2 separate regions of the Homo sapiens genome follow, and region 1 is linked to region 2. Evidence: chromatin contacts called from ENCODE Hi-C or POLR2A ChIA-PET data. All regions are on one chromosome and are shown on one strand. Each heading gives the region's core, a stretch centred on a gene start or an enhancer-like site at or near the end of the contact. The rest is flanking DNA. Distances are from core to core; before and after follow the strand shown.

Evidence for each region. A loop is a pair of places that touch in the nucleus more often than their neighbours do. ChIA-PET counts read pairs that join two places held with the same protein, here RNA polymerase II (POLR2A). Pooled maps may share reads with other maps.
Region 1: a loop to region 2 is called in a pooled map, with 2.4 times the contacts of the local background. The contact joins the promoter of MRPL57 here to the promoter of GJB2 in region 2. A Hi-C loop is called at or near these places in 1 of 168 maps with a recorded cell type or tissue (vagina) and 6 of 50 pooled maps. POLR2A ChIA-PET finds 5 or more read pairs at or near these places in 2 of 52 experiments (PC-9 and activated CD4-positive, alpha-beta T cell).

Annotation. Positions count from the first base shown.
Region 1 is chr13:21,175,094-21,178,509 of GRCh38, forward strand. It overlaps MRPL57 (mitochondrial ribosomal protein L57), which reads left to right and starts at 1,565. Exons shown (of 2, transcript NM_024026.5): 1 at 1,565-1,624; 2 at 1,819-3,416. The coding sequence starts at 1,824. The coding sequence ends at 2,132. It overlaps SKA3 (spindle and kinetochore associated complex subunit 3), which reads right to left and starts at 1,459. Exons shown (of 9, transcript NM_145061.6): 1 at 1,282-1,459. The coding sequence starts at 1,384. RefSeq lists enhancers at 1-254, 977-1,699, 1,715-2,034.
Region 2 is chr13:20,190,894-20,194,224 of GRCh38, forward strand. It overlaps GJB2 (gap junction protein beta 2), which reads right to left and starts at 2,045. Exons shown (of 2, transcript NM_004004.6): 1 at 1,890-2,045.

The DNA of each region.
Region 1 (3,416 bases), core at 315-2,814, 980 kb after region 2:
AGCCTCCGAGTAGCTGGGATTACAGGCGCCCACTACTATGCCCAGCTAATTGTTTTGTATTTTTAGTAGAGACGAGGTTTCACCACGTTGGCCAGGCTGGTCTTGAACTCCTGACCTCGGGCGATCCACCCACCTCGGCCTCCCAAAATGCTGGGATTACAGGCGTGTGCCACCGTGCACGGCCAAATCTTTTTTTCTTTTTGAGACGGACTCTTGCTCTGTCGCCGAGGCTGGAGTGCAGTGGCGGATCTCGGCTCACTGCAAGTTCCGCCTCCCGGGTTCACGCCATTCTCCTACCTCAGCCTCCCGAGTAGCTGGGACTACCGGCGCCCGCCACCACGCCCGGCTAATTTTTTGTATTTTTAGTAGAGACGGGGTTTCACCGTGTTAGCCAGAATGGTCTCGATCTCCTGACCTTGTGATCCGCCCGCCTCAGCCTCCCAAAGTGCTAGGATTACAGGCGTGAGCCACCGCGCCGGGCAGAAATAGACATTTTCAAGTGACTGGAGATCATTCATTATATAATTAAAGTAAAAGTAGTCTGCAGGGTGTAATATTTTAAAGCACATTACAATTATGACATTTATGAAATAATTCCAAAATCTGAACTACTTTTTCAACAATTTAAAAAATCTCTAATAAAAAGGGGAATGGTGAATTTTGCTTTATTTATATACACATATTTTTTTAAACCCCAGCACTGTTGAGTACTAGTGTTTGTGTTGGCAACATGGTTTAGCGGGAAAAACACAGAGGTTTACTGCAACTGTGGACCACGTGAGTGAGAAAAAAGTCACTATATGTGTAAAGTATTGTGTAAAGAACGTTAAATAGCTTGATTCTAAGAGAAACTGTTTAGGTTTACATGGTATTTTACTGACAAGCACACATATTGTATGTGACGAAAGCATATCACGTATAAATTAGTATATGTATTATGAGCTCAATCTGTTAATTTAGGTTCTTATTCTTAAGTGCTGCTGTCTCTGTTTATAACGTAATAGTGCTACTTTCATTATCTCAAGAGAGCCGTGGGGTTGTACATGGGTCTAAAACGGACACGCGACAAGGGTTCCTAGGAATAAACCATAAACAGGCCCGGGAGCTACGCTAACGCCAAACGCCGAGCAGTGAGACGCGCAGCACCCGCCCTGCGCCTCGGTGGCAGCCGTCCACGCCGTCAGTGCCTGGCGGTTCCCGTGGGACATACCGTCCACTCGCCACGCCCCTCCGCCCGCGGCGCACCCCACGCACCGTGCCCTGGCCGCCCGCCTCACGCACCGCTTTCCTCTCCGTCCAGCGCTCGCTGCAGCCGGGCCGTCTCGCAGTCCAGCGTGCTGGCCAGAGACCGCAGCTTCCCGCAGAAGCTCCGGATAGGGTCCATGCTGAGCACAGCGGGGAAGGACTCCAGGCGTACGCAGACCCCACCGCTCAGCTCACAGCCTCCCGCCACTAGTTTGAATCTCGGCGCCGGACGCGTCCTCGGCTCTGCGCAGGCGCAGTCCTCTCTCGCGAGAGCCGAAGTCTCTCGCCGAGGCCCCAGGAGACCCCGCGAGACGGGTGCGCTTACGCCACGGCGTCTGCTGGCGGCCGCGGAGACGCAGAGTCTTGAGCAGCGCGGCAGGTGAGTAGCTGTGCGAATTCGGTTCTCTAGGGAGCTCCTTCTTCGCCTGCTGGCCTTACCTGGGCTCCCCGCTTCTCTGGAGGGGAGGCGGTGCGGGAACTCCCGTAGGCGTGAGCTGGAGCGCGCGCCCGCTGCTCTCTCCAGGTCCGGCCGCGCCAGTTCGCCTCCGCAAAGCCCGTCCCTCTCTTCCGCAGGCACCATGTTCCTGACTGCGCTCCTCTGGCGCGGCCGCATTCCCGGCCGTCAGTGGATCGGGAAGCACCGGCGGCCGCGGTTCGTGTCGTTGCGCGCCAAGCAGAACATGATCCGCCGCCTGGAGATCGAGGCGGAGAACCATTACTGGCTGAGCATGCCCTACATGACCCGGGAGCAGGAGCGCGGCCACGCCGCGGTGCGCAGGAGGGAGGCCTTCGAGGCCATAAAGGCGGCCGCCACTTCCAAGTTCCCCCCGCATAGATTCATTGCGGACCAGCTCGACCATCTCAATGTCACCAAGAAATGGTCCTAATCCTGAGTCGTCACCCTTGGATTTTATGGATCACGGAGCTGACCATCTTTACCTGGTCCTGGAACTGAAAAACTGTAGCTTGTGTGAAAATGAGCCTTTGGACCAGTCTTTATTAAAACAAACAAACATGAGTAGTCTGCATATCGAATATCTAGAGCTCTAAACCCCCAATACTTAAAAGTCTAATTGCTGTCCTGTGGTTTCATTAGTCTGATAGGAAGATAGGGATTTCCTCAGTCACAGATGATATTTTGAAGGAAAGCTGCAATAAAGCCACAATGATTTGAGGTCTTTGCTTAAGTATGAGATACTTGATGGGGGCTTTATCATGCAACATTAGTTTGCTTACCTTAAGAATTGCCCAAAAATGAAAGAAAATATGAGCTTTTCAGTTAAACATACTCCTAAAAACATTTTCCGGGATTTTACTACTAAAATTGGACATTTAAGCGAAGTAAAAGAGGCCGGGTGCGGTGGCTCACGCCTGTAATCCCAACACTTTAGGAGTCCAAGGCGGGCGGATCACTTGAGGTCAGGAGTTCAAGACCAGCTTGGCCAAGGTGATAAAACCCGTCTCTACTAATACAAAAAAAATTAGCTGGGTATGTTGGTGCAGGCTTGCAATCCCAGCTACTTGGGACGCTGAGGTGGGAGGATCGCCTGAACCTCAGAGGCAGAGGTTGCAATGAAGCGGAGGTTGCAGTGAGCCGAGAGCATGCCGCTGCACTCCAGCCTGGGAGACTGCATCTCAAAAAAGAAAAATAAACGAAGTAAAAGATATTTATCAGAGCTGTTACAGGAAGGTGTATTTTTTAGCTATTTTGGCAGGGTGCTGTGGTGCTTGCATGTAGTCCCAGCTATTCAGGAATATTGCTTGAGTCCAGCTTGGGCAACATAGCGAGACCCTATCTAAAATAACAATAATATATGGCCAGGCGGGATGGCTCACGCCTGTAATCCCAGCACTTTGGGAGGCTGAGGCGGGCAGATCACTTGAGGCCAGGAGTTCAAGACCAGCCCAACCAACATGGTGAAACCCTGTCTCCACTGAAAATACATAAAATTAGCCGGGTGCAGTGGTGAGGCCTGTAATCCCAGCTACTCAGGAGGCTGAGGCAGGAGAATCGCTTGCACCCAGGAGGTGGAGGCTGCAGTAAGTCGAGATTGTGTCACTGCACTCTAGCCTGGGCGACAGAAAAAGAAAATTTAGGTGGGGAAAAAAATCAGAATTGCGTCTGTGGGAACAGGAATAAAGGAGAAACCACTATTGACTGGGAAGACACA
Region 2 (3,331 bases), core at 795-3,294:
GAATGTCTTTCATGACCCACAGTCGCTGCCACGGGGCACCAAGGTCAGGCAGAAACCATCCAGTGCCACCTTGGTCAGAGGCTAACAGGAGAGAGGTGGCCACGAAAGTTACATCAGATTGACATAGGCCTGTGAAACATTTAGCTTCACTGAGCTTGGGAAAGACAACATCATTGGAAAAAACAATATTTTAGCCCAGGTTCAGCACTGACCCATTGATAATCCAGACTGGGAGGCCCTTAGGTGAGCTGGTTGTCCTGCTACAGCACCCACAGCTCAGGCCAGTCCCGTCCCAACAGCAGAACCACCGAGGACAGCAACATTCCGATTTTAACAAAAGCATCTTATGGAATTAGACATTCTTCATTGGCCCTCACTGAGTGGAAAACAGGATACTCCCCGAAGTAAACTCTCTCCTGGTTTACAACAATACACCTGGCCAAGAATATGGGGCTGCAGGAGGAGGGGTTTATCCTTTGCCCTCTTCCACCTGCCAAACCCAGGTCATACACCCTTCTACAGACCTGTCCAGTTACCATCAGCTGAGAAAAATACAGTTCCGAGAAACCCTATATTGTTATTTTATAAAGCTTGAGTTGAAGCTACCTGTTTTAAAGATCCTTTTTCAGGAAGAGGAGTAAATTAAGATTTACTCCCCAATGGGCTAGGGGGTCATGGGTTAAGAGGGGCTCAGAAGCAGGACGAAGTTGTTTTCAATATTCAAGTCAGAGGAGGAGCTGCCCTCCTGGCCTCCCGACCCTGGGCGGTTACATGCAGCTTCCTACCGGGCCCACGCCATCCTGCACCGCCTGGAGGGCTGCCAGAGGCCAGCGGAGGAGTTGGTTCAGTTCCTTAGGGAAGACACTAGGTGAATCACCAGGATCCAGAAAAGGCAAAAGGGACTCTTCACCCCTTAAATTTCTCCACCCTTAGGTGATGGGTGGTCGACCTTGCCTGGCTGTCCCCAGAGGGTTCCTCCACCCTTCTCACCAGTGTCTGAAATTGTGACCGACTGTGCACAGCAGTTTCGAAAGGGACTCTAAGGTCACATGGGGACACGGCCGTACCACGCTTCTCAAGGCAGTCCCAGGTGCATGGCCACGGAACCCAGCTCTCAGCAGCTGTTAGTTAGGTGAGCGCTGTTCGGGCTGCCTTCCTCCTCCAGTGGGGCAGGATCGAGGCACTGATGGAACCGTCCTGAGGACGCGGGTCTCAGCCGCACACCACCTCTTCGCGAACAAGGGTCCTAAAAATTTTCCTTCTAGGCGGGGAGCACAGCCCGGAAACAGACCCTCGTGAAGTGTTTAGGAAAAAGGGAAGCCACTGAAATCTTGGCCCCGGGGTAGGCCGGGATCGGCTGGCTCCGCGTTAGTTCTAGGCAAACTCCGCCCAAATCTCTGCCCGGGGATTTTTCTGCAGAAGCCGCTCCAAGAGGTAAAGGTCAGTTCCTGCAGCGAAGGCTTCCTGCTTCACCGGCGAAACGGAGCTTTGCTTCGAAGCTAAGCTTTCGGTGAATTTAAAACGTTTGGTGGCAGTGGGTCAAGTAGCCAGGCGGCTGCGCTAGAGTACCCCGAAGGGACATCGGCGACACCACAAACCTCGCGCTGGCGGCTCGCCCGCGCCTTTTTCCCCTCCCGCGCGCGCCCGGCCCCACTCGCACCCCGGGCGGTGCCATCGCGTCCACTTCCCCGGCCGCCCCATTCCAGCTCCGGAGCTCGGCCGCAGAAACGCCCGCTCCAGAAGGCGGCCCCCGCCCCCCGGCCCAAGGACGTGTGTTGGTCCAGCCCCCCGGTTCCCCGAGACCCACGCGGCCGGGCAACCGCTCTGGGTCTCGCGGTCCCTCCCCGCGCCAGGTTCCTGGCCGGGCAGTCCGGGGCCGGCGGGCTCACCTGCGTCGGGAGGAAGCGCGGCGGGGCCGGGGCGGGGGTCTCGGCGTTGGGGTCTCTGCGCTGGGGCTCCTGCGCTCCTAGGCGGGTCCTGGGCCGGGCGCCGCCGAGGGGCTCCGAGTCGGGGAGAGGAGCGCGCGGGCGCTGCGGGGCCGCAACACCTGTCTCCCGCCGTGGCGCCTTTTAACCGCACCCCACACCCCGCCTCTTCCCTCGGAGACTGGGAAAGTTACGGAGGGGGCGGCGCCGCGGGCGGAGCGCGCCCGGCCTCTGGGTCCTCAGAGCTTCCCGGGTCCGCGAACCCCCGACCGCCCCCGAAAGCCCCGAACCCCCCAAGTCCCCTTCGAGGTCCCGATCTCCTAGTTCCTTTGAGCCCCCATGAGTTCCCCAAGTGCCCCCAGCGCCCTGAGTCTCCCCCGGTTACCCCGAGCGCCGCCTCCCCCAGCCCCTTGGCGGCCCGGGTGAAGCGGGGGCGGCTGAGAGTCGGGACCCCCCAGGAAGCGGCGCCCCAGACCCCGGCTCCGGCGCTGTGCCGTGGGCGGGGTTCAGGGATGGCTGTGGTCGTTGTCCTCTGTACTCCGCATAGTGCGAGAGGACTTGGCATTTATGAGCGCTTCTTTAATTTTTTATTGTTAGAGAAACAGGCATTCCTCCAAGGACTGAAGATCTGTTCGAGTCGCGGAGGCTGCGCGGGCCCGCGAGGCTCTCGCAGGGGGACCTAGGCTGGGTGGCGGGGCAGTGCCCTCTGGAATGGGGGTTAACGGTGGCCGAGGAGGGGGCGCCGCTGGTGCCGGCGAAGTCCCCGCTTCTTTCTCCCCTCAAAATCTCACCAATCCGAACGAACGCCTTCTCGAATTTCCGATTTTATTCAATTACTTTCAACAATGTGCCAAGGACTAAGGTTGGGGGCGGTGGGAGAGACAAGCCTCGTTTTTGCCATGGCCGGCAGGGGGGTCCCGCCATCTGCGGAGGGTGCCCCCCGCGGCCCCCGGCCCAGCCAACTTCCTCCTCTTTTCGCAACTGGGGAACTGCAAGGAGGTGACTCCTTTCGGGGTGAGGAGGCCCAGACTTTTCAGAAAGGAAAGAGGGCAGGTAAAACCTGCCAAGCCCCTTCCTGCTCGATGCACACAGCACGAAAGGGGGAAACTGATAGGATTCTGCGGAAGACCGCTGGGGGGCTGGCTCTGCACTGCACACCTGCTGGGGGCTTTCTGGATACCGTGAAACTTTGTCTCAGATTATGAGGTCTCAGTATTTGCATTTGGTTGGGGATTTTGATGTCTTGCGATACAAATGACAGAAGACAGATTTGCACAGCGCAAGCGGATGAGGGACTAAGATGTGCAGAGCAGGCTGGGTGGGGACTCCCGGGGAGGTCTCCCCCAACCCCCGCCCCACCTCGGGCACCCACTTCGCGATTTTTGCAGAGGGGAGCCAGGTCAGAG